Linked DNA regions of Homo sapiens: region 1 is linked to region 2. A link is an interaction called in ENCODE POLR2A ChIA-PET data of the cell type or tissue named here. Cell type or tissue: HepG2. All regions are shown on one strand. Each heading gives the region's core, and the rest is flanking DNA. Links, peaks and the distances in the headings are about the cores only.

Region 1 (6,046 bases), core at 2,047-6,046, 500 kb after region 2:
TCAGCCTCCTGAGCAGCTGGGACTATAGTCATACCCAGCTAATTAAAAAAAAAAAAAAACCTGTAGAGGAGGGAGTCTCAGTATGTTGCCCACACTGGTCTTGAACTCCTAGCTTCAAATGATTCTCCTGCCTTGGCCTCCCAAAGTGCTGGGGTTACAGATGTGAGCCACTGCACCTGGCCTTATTATGTTTAATTGGAGGGAACATTGATAAAGTCTGTTACATAGTAGCAAGAGTATCCCTAACATGCCTTACCACTGAGAAATAAGATTCTTTGCTGCTGGAGGTGTGTGAAGTTTTTCTATAGCAGAAGGAGATGTAATTTTTTTAAAAGTCCTTTGACTACAGAGATTTTTATATTGTCTGTGTACAATATTACTGGGTTTATTAAAATAATTTAATTTAAAATATCTCATTTGATTTATCACCTACATCTACAGTTGTGTATTTAGTTATGGGACATACATCTAATTGAATTCCCATCTTTTTGTGGTAAAGGTTTATTTTCAGCATCTCTTTATGCATCTCATCCTTTCCCACTCTCCATTTTCTCTTTTTAATGCACCATTTTCTGATTCTTATAAATGACGTATCCTCCCCCTTTGGCAAGGTAGCATTAGCCAGCAAGCATACCTAATATTTGTGTGGATGGAAGGCTCAGGAAGAGAACTATTTGTCTCTTTCGAGCTTATGGCTTTCACAAAGTGTCATAGCAATTTTTATGACTCAACTTTCAAAAGAGATTTATTAGCTTGGGTCTCTAGGAAAAAATAATTTATAAGGCCACTGACAATCATAGCTGTGAAGACATAAAGTAACATGATAAGCACTTATTTTTATAGCACTTTTTACATATGAGACTACCATGGTATGAAGTTCAATTATGATGACTGATTTATAAACATCATTTCTTGTTTAACGTGGGTAATTTTTAAAAGTATGAACTGGTGAGAATGTCAAATGGTGCAGCCAATTTGGAAAAGTGTGACAGGTCCTCAAACAACTAGACATAGAGTTACTGTAGGAGCCAGCAGTTTCACTCCTGGGTATCTGTCAAGAGAACTGAAAACAGATGTCCACACAAAACTTATTCATGAATGCTTACAACAGCCTTATTCATAACAGCCAGAAGGTGCAAGCAACTAATTGTCCATCAGCTGATGAATGGATAAATAATGTGTGGTATATCCACGTAGTGGAACATTATTCAGCCATAAAAAGGAATGAAGTACTAATGCTACACCTTGGATGAACCTTGAAAACATTACGCTAACTGAAAGAAGCAAGTCACAAAGGACAACAGACTATGGAAATCTATGGAGACAGGAAGTCATTAGTGGTTGCTTAGGGCTGGGGATGGGGTGAAGTGGGAGGGGTGGGGGTGATGGCTAAAGGCTTTCTTTTTGAGATGATGAAATCTTCTAAAATTGACTGTGGTGGTGGTTGCACAACTCTAAATATGCTAAAAATCATTGAATTGTACACTTTAAATAGGTGAATTGTATGTACAGTATCTGAATTACATCTCAAAGCTATCTTAAAAAGATAAATAAGCTCTGTGCCTCATTTTGCCTCCTACAGTGTTTCGTAAAGTTGTAGTACTAAAAGGGAGATTTGATAGCAATAATGATAATAATAATAAACAGGCTGGGCGCAGTGGCTCAAGCCTGTAATCTCAGCACTTTGGGAGGCTGAGGCAGGTGGATCACCTCAGGTCAGGAGTTCAAGACCAGCCTGGCCAACATGGTAAAACCCCATCTCTACTAAAAATACAAAAATTAGCCAGGTGTGGTGGTGGGCACCTGTATTCTCAGCTACTCAGGAAGCTGGGGCCAGGGAATCGCTTGAACCTGGGAGGCAGAGGTTGCAGTGAGCTGAGATCACATCATGGCACTCCAGTCTTGGTGACAAAAGTGAAACTCCATCTCAAAATAATAATAATAATAATAAACAATTTCTAAGTATTATTCTTAGTAGTCACCTACGCATGGCACTTTGTGCAGATGACTCCTGCATGTGTCAGGGTTTTTCTTGCGGGCAATGCAGTCTGATCAGTATAAACTAGGCAGAGAGGTATTTGATGAAGGGTTTGGGGAACTCAGAAAATGGACTGGGAAGCTAAGAACCAGGCATGGAAATGAGCAAGAACTAGGGGAGATTGGGGAGCAGGAGCAGAAATGGTCTTGCACCAGGGTCAGAAATGCCTGTGGTTGAAAGTCAGCTGTCTTCAGCGTTCAAACCTCTGTGCTCCAGATTCCAGCTCCAGGGTGGTTGGCTTAGTGGGTACCTGCCTCTCAGCCCAAGGAGAACAGAGCTTTCGATTCACAGAGCTTCCGATTCACAGAATTTCCAGCCTCCACTCAAGAACAACAGGGATCCAGGTGCTGAAAAGGGATAGATGCCTCCCACAGACTCCAGGGAAGCATTCAGTTGTGACCACCTCTACCCTTTTAAGGGATCGAAGCCCAGCCTAGCAGGAAACTGAGCTTTGGGGCTTTGAAATTTTGCCCCAAAGTGCTGCTAGAAGAATTGGATTAGATAGGATACCACCATGTCACTGACTACTTAGGGGGAAAAGAAAGCTGAGGTAGTGAAAACATTTAATGAAATCCTGAACACCCAGAGTAACCTATTTCTTCCTTGCTCCGTTCCCATTTATATCTGAGAACTGTGTTCATGCCCCAGATGTTGCAAGAATACTGCGGAAACAAAAGTGTTCGAAATAATTCTTTTTTTTCGAGATGGAGTCTCGCTCTGTCACCCAGGCTGGAGTGCAGTGGAGTGATCTCAACTCACTGCAAGCTCTGCCTCCTGGGTTCACGCCATTCTCCTGCCTCAGCCTCCTGAGTAGCTGGGACTACAGGTGCCCGCCACCATGCCCGGCTTTTTGTATTTTTAGTAGAGATGGGGTTTCACCGTGTTAGCCAGGATGGTCTCAATCTCCCGACCTCATGATCTGCCCACCTCAGCCTCCCAAAGTGCTGGGATTACAGGTGTGAGCCACCGCGCCCAGCTGAAATAATTCTTATGCTCAGGATCAAAATGATAAGGGGTCAATTGTATTAAACACACACACACACACACACACACAAACTTTGCCTTAAACATAAATGTGTTTCAGAAGCTTGGAAGCAGAAAATAATTTTAGGAGCTGAGTATTATTAATCAGCCTATGTGTTTTCAACTGCACCAAGAAATATAGCAAAGATATGCAAACTCTTTGGATTTAAGACATCACCTTTGTGTTTTGACACTCTTTCCCAAACCCCGCCTAAATGACAGGTGGGACTGTTTTCTTTTAAACAGTAAAGGCAGGGTCCTGAGAAGACACTTGAATGGGGCAATTGGAGGAGTGTTTAATCGATGAACTATTTACAAAGATGTGGGCAGGAAGACCATGATAGACTGAGCAGTTGGGGGGCTGGAAGCAGCAGGGTACCCCTAGAATCTACAGCTCTGAGGGGGTGAAGGAGAAGCAGTTTCAGGAAGGAGGGCGGGATGGGAGCTGATGGGGGAGGATGCAGTCACCTGAGGCCAACCTAAGGGGAAGGAGAAGCTGTGGAGTGGAAGCCAGGGAAGGAAGGGAGCCCTGTGACACCATCTGTGTAATCAGCCTCCCAGGAGGTGGAGCAGGGTGACAAGTGCACTCCGAGGGAGGGGCCACCAGGTGAGTCAGCCCAGGGCCCAGCTGCTAAGACCAGGGGCAGGCCTCCTCCAAGTGGGGTTGGGCAGGGGGGCAAAGGAGAACAAAAAAGCCACTTTACCTACTTCTGTATTGAGTTTTTAAAAAAGACTGTATTAATTTACATTGTAATTTTAAAATAAAAATGTAAAAATATTAAACATGACTCGGAAATCATTGAGTTTGAGGATCTCATGAGAAGTTGATGACCCTTCTTGAGGTAACTAACGACACTTTGGAAGGTGAAACCAGGTTGCTCGCCCACTCTAAGAAGGAGCGAGAAGGAAGAAGGAGAAACAGCACTGTGCCCCCTTCTCCCGCTGCAGTCGGGGCGAGATTTCCATGCTCTGGGAGGTAGTGGAAGGAAGCGTTCAGTGAGGCCCTTAAAGACAATGGCCCTGCCAGCCAGTTGTGATGTTGACAATGTTCTCCTGCAGGAGGGCGGGAGGCCTATAAAGTACCAAGCGCAGTCCTCCATGAGCAACGGGGAGGCGATGAGCGACCCTCTCCTCCAGGGATAGACACAGACCCTCTCCTCCAGGGATAAACACAGCCAGTTATGGCCGGGCGCGATGGCTCACATCTGTAATCCCAGCACTTTGGGAGGCCAAGGTGGGCAGATCACGAGGTCAGGAGATCGAGACCATCCTGGCCAACATGGTGAAACCCTGTCTCTACTAAACATACAAAAAAAAAAGTTAGCCAGGCGTGGTGGCAGGCGCCTGTAGTCCCAGCTACTTGGGAGGCTGAGGCAGGAGAGTGGCATGAACCCGGGAGGTGGAGCTTGCAGTGAGCCGAGATTGCACCACTGCACTCCAGCCTGGGCGACAGAGCGAGACTCCATCTCAAAAAAAAGAAAAACAAAAAAACCAGCCAGTTATATTTACCAGCTATTAATTAAATTTTTCACTGGAAGCAGTCTTGCCTTGTACATAGGGATGAAACACACACACACACACACACATACACACACCATATATATATTTATAAATGCATATATAAAAATTATGGTAAAATACATGTAACATAAAATTTACAACCTTAACCATTTCTAAGTGCTCAGTTCATTGGCATCAAGTATATTTGCATTGTTGTGGACTCATCACACCATCCATCTCCACAATTCTTTTTATCTTCCCCAACTGAAATTCTGTGCCCATTAAGCAAAATCTCCCCATTCTCCCCTCCCCCAGCCCCTGGAAACCACCATTCTATTTTCCGTCTCTATGAATCTGACTATTCTAAGAACCTCGTAAAAGTGGAATCATATAGCATTTGTCTTGTTGTGACTGGTTTATGTTACTTAGCATAATGTCTTCAAGGTCCATCCATGATGTAGCATATGTCAGAATGTCCTTTCTATTTTGCTTGAATAATATTCCATCGTATGGATATGTCATATTTTGTCTTTCTATTTATCTGTTGGTGGACACTTGAGTTGCATTCACCTTTTGTAAATATAACACATACACAATGACACACAAACTCCAGTATGTGCCAGGGACCCGCACTTGTTAAAGGGTCATCTATAAAAGAGAAAGAGAAAATACATGTGCCAACCTAAGTGAGAAGATGAGAAGCTTCAAGAAGCTTGAGTTGGGCTTCTGTGCATCACAAAGGTGGAGCCTGGACTGTCATCTGGGCCCGGCCTCTTGGGTAGTGGTCCCTGAATGACTGGCAGAACAAGAACATGAAATGGTCTCCACGCAGAAGACAGCCACGTGGAAGTGGCTGACTGGTAGACCAGCTGAGATGAAGACTACTCCAGTCTTCACAGCGGTGCTCAAATGGCCCCATCAAATCAAATGTAATGACCAGGCAGAGACTAGGGTGAAAACAGTTGTGGAAATCCATTTGTATGTCTCCTGTAATATATGATTGGATTAGCTCATCCCAACTCAATGAACTTCATTGCCAAGTTCTCCAGAGGAAAAGTCTGTCCTTCTAGTGCCTTCTGTTTTCACACAATAAGCAAGGATGACATTTTGGCGTGACTTGTTAAATTGTAGCAAATGAGACAACTGTCAGGGTGTAGACAAAGGCAAACAAATCACTTAGTGATTTGTCGAGTGAAAATCGACCTCAACTAAAGGCGCTCACTGGAGTCTCCTTGTGGCATTTCTCATGGGCACTTGCTTTCATAAGCATCGCCCTTTGATGTTATTTTGCTAGGAGAATGTGGAAAAGTGTATTTGGAAACACTGAGTTTCAGAGCTGATAGTAATGCTGTATCATTTCAATCAGAAAGGAATTTTGCAAAAAGGAACTGACTTTTTTGTTTGTTTGTTTTTGAGACGGAGTTTAGATCTTGTTGCCCACGCTGGAGTGCAATGGCGCAATCTCGGCTCACTGCAACCTCTGCC
Region 2 (8,514 bases), core at 2,513-6,512:
CCAGAGGAAGAGCGCTTCGAGCTTCTTCAAGGAACTTAGAGAAGAGCGGCATTGTGCTCCTTCTGGGACCCCCACAGGACCAGAGATCCTTGCTGCTGCAGTTCCTCCCTCTTCCCTAAAGAACAATAGGGAACAAGTAGAAGTGGTAGAATTTCACAGCAATAAAAAAAGAAAATTGACGCCAGATCATAACAAGAACACAAAGGTAATGAGTTGGTTAGCTTATATATACGTGGTGAACCCCCTGGTATTGTAGTATTAGGTGAATAGCTCTTTAGACTGTGGCAGGAATGCCTGACTATCCTCAGGCCTGCAGATTTGCCAAAAGGACTCACAGGACCCAAGACTCAGCATATAGCCCTTATCAGTCATGTAGGCCTACAGACTGACCTTAGTTATTCAAGTTCTAGACCTCCAGTGAAAAGCAGGTATTCACCATCAATCACATTGCTAGTATAAACTGTCTGGGAAAACTTGGTACAGCAGTGGCTCAAGACCTCAGGTATGCAAAAACACTCTGATCAGGCAGAATATTCTAATTGCTCAATTCTCAGGAGGCAGCCAACTGCCAGTCATGAAAATAGGACTTTCTTGGGAATGTGCAGGGTTTGGTAAACACAGGCCTGCTGAGTTAACTCTTACAGCAACTCTTTCTGGCATTCCTGTTATGTGCTAGCCACAGTTGTAGGCACTGGGATATAGCAGTGAACCAAATGTATAGAAATTCTTGCTCTCGAGGAAAAGCAATGCTGGTGGAAAAGCAATTTGATTTTTCTGAGCAGTAATCTTTTTCAGAGTGAGCTTGTAAATCTCACCTAAAATTCAGTCCCCAAGGGAGGTGTGGTTGCTCCTCCAAATGTTTTTAATTTTTTTTTTTTTTGAGACGGAGTCTCGTTCTGTTGCCCAGGCTGGAGTGCAGTGGCACGATCTTAGCTCATTGCAAGCTCCACCTCCCAGGTTCATGCCATTCTTCTGCCTCAGCCTCCCAAGTAACTGGGACTACAGGTGCCTGCCACCACGCCTGGCTAGTTTTTTGTATTTTTAGTAGAGTCAGGGTTTCACCATGTTAGCCAGGATGGTCTTGATCTCCCGACCTCGTGATCTGCCCGCCTTGGCTTCCCCAAATGCTGGGACTACAGGCGTGAGCCACTGCGCCTGGCCCCAAATGTTTTTAATTTATCTATTCACAAGAATATCATAATGGCTTTGACAAATTCATTGCTATTCCATTTCTGTAACATCCCCCACGTCCTGCAAACCTTTGTCTATCAACAAAGAAGTGAGGATTGAACGTATTAGTTTCTAAGCCTGCTATAACAAATTACCACAAACATGGTGACTTAAACCAACAGAAATGTATTCTCTTACAGTTCCGTAGTCCAGAAGTCCAAAATCAAAGTGTTGGCAGGGCCATGCTCCCTCTGAGGGCTTTGGGGGAGAATCCTTTGCCTCTGACCAGAAGGTAGCTCTAACAGTTTCCTTGGCTTGTGGTTGCATAACTATAATCTCTGCCTCCGTCTTAATGTGGTTTTCATCCCTGTGTCCCTGAGTCTCATGTTTCCCTCTGCCTTCCTCTTTGCTTTAGGCCCACCCTGAATCTGGGATGATCTCCTTTTGAGATGTTTAATTATAAAGATCCCTCTCCAAGTAAGATCACATTCACAGGTTCTGAAGAGGAGTAGGACATGGCCATATGTTTTTAGAGGCCACAATTCTACCCACTACGAAGATGGTTTGGCTTGCATTGTTCTTTATGAATGTATAAATGTATGTTAGTGTCCAGTGTTTGCCACATCTTTATGGTTTTAAAAACCATCTGTATAATCTTTTCTAAAATTCAGGTAGCATTTCATATCAAGCTTGCTGGCATCTCTTCCTCAAAGATCGTTAGCGCATTCTGCAGGCTGAGCGTGGTGGCTCACGCCAGTAATCCGAGCACTTTGGGATGCCAAGGCCAGAGGATTGCTTGACTTCAGGAAGTCGAGACTGCAGTGGGCTGTGATTGTGTCACTGCACTCCAGCGGGGGTGACAGAGCGAGACCCTTTCTCCAAAAAAAAAAAAAAAGATTATTAGTGAATCTGTAACCATGTCTACCTTTATTTTAGGATTCTAGATAAGCTTCTTAACTCTTATGTTCCAAATATAAGGCTCTGGGAACTGTTACGGGAGGGTCAAGAAATGGATTCCCTTGGTGTTTGGGGCAACCAGAGCCCCGAAGCTGGCCATCTCCCAGTACCCCAGTGTACCCTACAAATACTGGTATTTTCTGTATGTGTCATGATATGAAAAATGTTGGTGAGCACTGCTTTGCAATATAATTCAGCATTTGAAGACTTCAACTAACATAAAGCATTTAGGCACCCTTTCTTGTTTCTTCAAATGTCTCAGACTTCAGTTTCCTCTTATATTCCCTCATGTTCTTTTTTCTGGAATGGAAAGTTTTCTTTTTAATAGAAAAGACAGAAGAGTTGGGATTGAATGAGTCTGCATTTCCCTGTTGCTTAATAATAGAACATCTGTGGCAGTCTGTCAAATTGTCTTTTGCTTCCCGTTCCAAGCGAGCCCTGATGCATTCTAGTTGGCTCTTCTCAGGAGCCTCAGCTCACTCTACGTTTTGAACTTCCTGACCTTAATGAAAATTTTCATTTGTCATTGCTGCTCTCTGCCCTTTCCTCTTGTTTTTTTTTTAAATGTGTCCTTTGAAAATGTGAGTGTGTCTGGTTAAGGAAACAGAATGTGGACACATTAAAAACACATACACCTGTAAAATGACCTCAGAATGTTGACATTGCGGTGTGGAAATAAATACACATGAATATAATGCTAGTTCTTATGGCATATCCTGGGTATGCCAAGTTAAAGGGTAGTCAGCCAACTGGTGCTAATTGGAATACACCAGCTGTGCTGAGTTTGTGTAACATGGGAAAGTATAGTTGTGCCCTTGTTCTCTAAAAACTTCTAAGCCATTGTAGGACAGTTAAACAGACATGGGTGGCAAAAATATATGATGGGTAATGGTAATCTCCATGACCAATCATAGCATCAGCTGGTCATTTTTAGAGAATGCTTGAGAAAGGAAGAAGGGGATGGTGAGTTGGACAACAATCCAGCTGGCCCTGCCTAGACCCAGGAAATTACCCTATTTTTCCAGAACTTGTGCTATAAATTCTATGATTAAGCTGCATCGTGCATTGAAGCAGGTTTTCATGGGGTCATCTCGGAACTTGGCCACCATTTATATATATTTTTTTATGTTTAGAGACAGGGTGTCACTCTGTCACTCCTGCTGGAATGCAGTGGTGTGATCATAGCTCACTGCAGCCTCCAATTCCTGGGCCCAAGCCATCCTCCTGCCTCAGCCTCCCAAGTAGCTAAGACTATAGGGCACACCACTATGCCTGGCTCATTTTAAAATTTTTTGTAGAGTTGGGGTCTTGTTTTGTTGCCCAGGCTTGGTCTTGAACCACTGATCTCAAGAAGTCCTTTTGCCGCAGCCTCCCAAAGCACTGGGATTACAGGTGTGAGAGCCACTGTGCCCAGCCATCATGTCCCTTTTTTTTTTTTTGAGATGGAGTCTTGCCCTGTCACCAGGCTGGAGTGCAGTGGCCTGATCTCAGCTCACTACAACCTCCGCCTCCCGGGTTCAAGCGATTCTCCTCCCTCAGCCTCCTGAGTAGCTGGGACTACAGGTGCACACAACCATGCCCAGCTAACTTTTGTATTTTTAGTAGAGATGGGGTTTCACCATGTTGGCCAGGATGGTCTCGATCTTGACCTCGTGATCTGCCCTCCTTGGCCTCCCAAAGTGCTAGGATTACAGACGTGAGCCACTGCGTCCGGCCCATGTCCCATTTTTAATGTAGTGACTATACAAGTAATTTGGCTGGAAATAGTATGGGATCACATATTCATTCCTCCATTTATTCCACCAATCACTGGGTGCCTGCTGTCTGCAGACCTTGCAGATGGAGCAGTGAAGAAGATAATAGTGCTTTGCCTTTATGGAGTATACTGTACAATCTACTTTGGAGTTGAGCAATATAATTAGAAAGAATTATAAACAAATAGGGTCCTGGAGTACCATGCAGAACCTGGTCTAGATGTAGTGGTCAGGGAGGTCTCTCAGGAGGTAACATTCAGGCTAATGCTGTATTAAATGGTGCTGGTGAATGGGGCAGGGAAGAGTGAGCCAAGGAGGGAGAAAACAGCCTTGCTAACATTGTGGGGTATGAAGAGGCCTGGTGTGTTCAAGGAGCTGGAAGAAGTCTAGCAAGACTAGGACAGAAGGGAGAATGGTTGGTGCTAATACAAGAGAGACAGGCTGAGACCAGCCCTTGCCAGGTCTCATAGGCAGTAGTGAGCCTTGGGACTTTAGTCTTAAGTACATGAGAAGCCACCAAAGAATTTCATGCAAGGGCATGAGGTAATCTGATTTAAATTTTAAAACGATCACTGTAGCTCCTATGTGGTGAATCGATTATAAGGGAGCAATAGCAAGAGGCATGAGGAGACTGATGTAGGGGTTTGTTGCAGTGGTCCAGGTTCAAAATAGCGTGGCCTGGACTAGTGATCTCAAAAAAATGAATGGGCAAACCTACTCTTTCATAAGTGCAAGGCTGCCTGTAAGGAAGAAAATTCTTATGCTTTTAAGCAATGAAAGCGTCAGATGTAGCTTAACACACCTGTGTGTTGCTCAGCCCTTAGAGCTGTGTCACTGCCATTTCTCCACAGCTAGCATTGGGCCATCTTAACGTGAATCATTCACTGCCCCTGTTTCAGGAACCTTAGCCTCTTTTGTGGCCTCAGATAAGAAAGAGATAAGAAACACATAATAGAATAGTGTTCTGTAGATCAGAAGGGACCTTTGCATCCTGAGACTGAGGTACATGAAGGCCGCCCCTGAGCATATAGCGAATTGCTAATATTTATTGGGGGTGTACTGAGAGTGTTTGTTTATGTTCATTAACTCATTTATGGTCTCAATCCTCACAATTCCTGGCACCTGTCTTCATTTCACAGAGAAGCTTGAGACTTACAAGAGGTTAAGTTACTTGCCTGTAGTTAAACATTAACCTCACAGCCCCATATCTGCAATTCCAAACACCCAGAGCTCTGGAAACCACAATTTGATTGATCCCTTTTCTTTTAAGATTGGTGCAGATTTATTTGGCAGAAAAACCTGATGAAGCTTTTAAAAATCATTTTTGTTCGGCTGGGCACGGTGACTCATGCCTTTAATCCCGGCACTGTGGGAGGCTGAGGCAGGCGGATCACAAGGTCAGGAGTTCAAGACCAGCCTGGCCAATATGGTGAAATCCTGTCTTTACTAAAAATACAAAAATTAGCCGGGTGTGGTGGCATGCGCCTGTAGTTCCAGCTACTCAGGAGGCTGAGGCAGGAGAATCGCTTGAACCCGGTAGGCGGAGTTTGCAGTGAGTCGAGATTGTGCCACTACACTCCAGCCTGGGCAACAGAGCAAGACTCCGTCTCAAAAAAAAAAATTTTTTGTTCATCTCATTTGGTGTGAATATTCATAGATATTGCCACAGAAATATTAATGTGTTTAATTATGGATTACTGCCTTGGACCCTACTGGAAGTGGTCTGTAATATTCAGTATATTCAGTTTTGCCTTTTTAAAATGTAAAGACTTCTGAATTTTAAAGCTGGAACCTGACCCTAAGGATGCCAGATAAAGGATTATGGAGCTGAAGTAAGTGCCAAAGGTTGGGTTCAGACCCCAGGCTTTCTGGCTTCAACACTGTGTACATAACTTTTATACTAGAGAGAGCATAGGTGAGGTTAGGCTCTGCTCTTTGTCCTTTGAGTGACACAAGTACACTGACTCTGAGCCATCGCCAGACAGAGACATTTCTTGCAAGTTATAGTCAAATAGCTTTGATCGTTCCCCAAATTCTTGCAGCTCTCATACTGCCCCGCAATGTGGATGTAGCCCACTGCATGGTACTCCACCCGGAAATCCTCCATGCTCCAGTGCCTCTTCTTACTTTTACGCCAGACTTCCTGTTCCTGAGTAGATCAGTGTCAGATGGGTGTTAGGAAGAAAGTAATCTAGCTGAAGTAATTTAGGCTCATCAAGGTGTGAACAAACTTCTTAATATTCATACAGCCGTCTGCATTTTTAAAAGAGCATTTGTTTACCGGGCTACTCTCTCTCTAATTGGAGACAGGTTGGTTGGGCACTTCAACTAATAGATTAAAAAAGAAAGAAAATCTAAGCCGCGTAAGAGAAAATACCTAAATCACCCCATAGACGGGTTTGCTGAATCTGGTGGACTGCCTGCCTTCATCTCTCACTTTTCTTCCAAACTGTTCTTTCTTTTTCTAGCTTTTCTTCCTTCTTCCCTGCCCAGCATATAAGTTCTCAGAATCTCCATACATATCCCTCTCCCTTGTGTGGGATAGTAAGGCTAGATTAGTTGCGATAGGTTAGGCTGTGATTTGATAACAAATAGTCCCTACATCCCAGTGGTTTAAAAGACAAAAATTAATTTTTCTCATGTTACATGGCCATCGGGATTTGCAGAGGCAGGTCTCCTGTGCCACACCATCCTCACCTAGGGACCCGGGATGACGGGGTGCCACCATCTGGAGGGTGGTTAGTTGCTTTAATGAAGGAAAGGGGAGTTAATGAAGGGCTCTTAAGGGGTCCACGTGGAAGTAGGCACACACCCCCTCTGCTCGTGTTTCTTTGGCCAGGGAAAGCCACCTAGGCATTCCTAGCATCAAGTAGACGGGGAAGCGTGAGTCGCCTGTGTGCCTGGAAGTAGTGGAGGACCCAGTATTGCCTATGGGCAGTAATGCCTCCTACTGCAGAGAATATGGGGGGAAAGAAAACCGAGGAGACCACTGATGGTTTCTAAGTCAGGTCATGTATTATGAATAATGTACTGAAGTGATTCTCAAGCTATGAATAAAAATAAAAATTAGACAGTGGTGGGTCATGCTAATAGGGACTCAGCAGCTATGAAATAATGAGGCAAGAATTTTTTTTTCCCAAAAGTTTGTGTTTGATACATGCACAGATCTAGACCTCAGACCCTTTCTCAAAAAGCCATCAATAGCTACAAAACTAAGATGTTTCTGGTGAACTGTTTAAAGAGGGATGAGGACACCGAGGTATCTGTGTCTGTGCCAGAGCTACCACCAAGGGACTCTCTCCTCCCCTTGGTCTAGTCGGCCCCTCAGCCCTGGTGTCCCCACAGCCAAGGTGCAGGGGATTAGGTGTTCTCCGTGGCTGCTGATGGGGACAGCAGGAACTAGGAGAGGCCCGACATTGCTCCTTTCTTTTGTAGGCCGGTCTCTTTCCAGGGCCCAGGGGTTTCAGCCTCATAGTAGCTATCATACAGTTGGCCAAGAATTTTATTACTGTGCTGAAATCCTCTTTAAATTGCTCCATTCTCATGCTAATCTCTAGTAACAGATCGGCCAAAAACATCTATAACATCTCCAGTATTGCTAGAAATCTGACGTGCCTCGCGCCACTGCACTCCAGCCTGGCGACAGAGTGAGACCCCGTCTCAAAAAAAGAAAAAGAAATGTTCAACTTAGAGACTTGATTTAGCCATTACTTCAGTGGAGCGGGTAGGAGGGAAGAGAGGAATTACTTAAATGTTTAGAAAAGGCGGTAAATATCTTAGGGGATCTTGGAGATCTGGGAACGGTATACAGGGTTTTGTTTGTTTTTATAGGGGTTAGATATGGTCATAGTAAATAGATTAGATGTGCATGGCAGTGGAAAAGATATCGTAACTTCAAAGTAAATGTGGAATTTTTTCCAGTCATAGAATAGGAATAAGACTCTTTCTGGTGTGGATAAAATGGAAGTGGCGCACACAGAGTCCTCCGTGCTATGCCTGTGGTCTCAGTTAAGGCACTTGATGCTGTCAGCCAAGTGGGAGACAGGTTTGAAGAAAATCTGAAGCCAGGAAGGAAGATGAAGTAAATGGAAAGTGCGTCTGTTGTGATTAATAGCACAGAGCTAGGCCATACGCCTGGACCCTGACAGTGGTCCTCTGCTGTCACGTCCTCTGTTACCATCAGCACCCCAAGCCCACGGAGAGCCAGTCAGCGTCCAATGTGACAGTGGATGCCCATGATGCTGCTGATGGTATGGTCAGTAGATCCATTAGGAATAAGAGCGTTGGGTAAGCCTTGCTGTTTTTTGGACCCTGTGCCACACACTTATCACACTTTATCCAGTTATATCGTAATAACCCCCCTGTGAATTAAGTGCAGAGTTCCTCATCATCTGAAGAGTCATTTCATAGGGAGTCAGAAGCCATCATCTATGAAAACATGCAGTGACTGACTGTCTGAACCCACACACCTTAAATACAGTGGTGGGGGCTGGGGTGGGGGATGAGGAACCAGGCTAAGCAGAAGCACAGCTCCCGTTTGGAGAAGGAGAGAGCAAGTGGACTCCATTGTGGCTGCCTCATGGACTGTGTAGTTGCAGGGTGGACTACCACCATTGGTGGTCAATGGCACATG

The links. Peaks named below come from ENCODE experiments on the same cell type or tissue, not always from the same donor. Only the 100,000 strongest peaks of a DNase experiment are listed, where the experiment ranks them.
Region 1: POLR2A ChIA-PET joins it to region 2 with 5 read pairs; 3 of 35 experiments call an interaction of 5 or more read pairs at or near these places.

Annotation. Positions count from the first base shown.
Region 1 is chr1:230,733,212-230,739,257 of GRCh38, reverse strand. It overlaps a transcript of AGT not described here. Among named protein-coding and RNA genes, the nearest start is that of CAPN9, 11 kb to the left of the region's middle. In HepG2, for the core only: no CTCF peak of the experiment used is centred there; no DNase peak of the experiment used is centred there.
Region 2 is chr1:231,230,548-231,239,061 of GRCh38, reverse strand. FSAF1 (40S small subunit processome assembly factor 1) reads left to right here. Exons shown (of 7, transcript NM_152379.4): 2 at 1-205. Among named protein-coding and RNA genes, the nearest start is that of FSAF1, 6.4 kb to the left of the region's middle. In HepG2, for the core only: no CTCF peak of the experiment used is centred there; DNase peaks (open chromatin) are centred at 2,731, 4,911 and 5,791.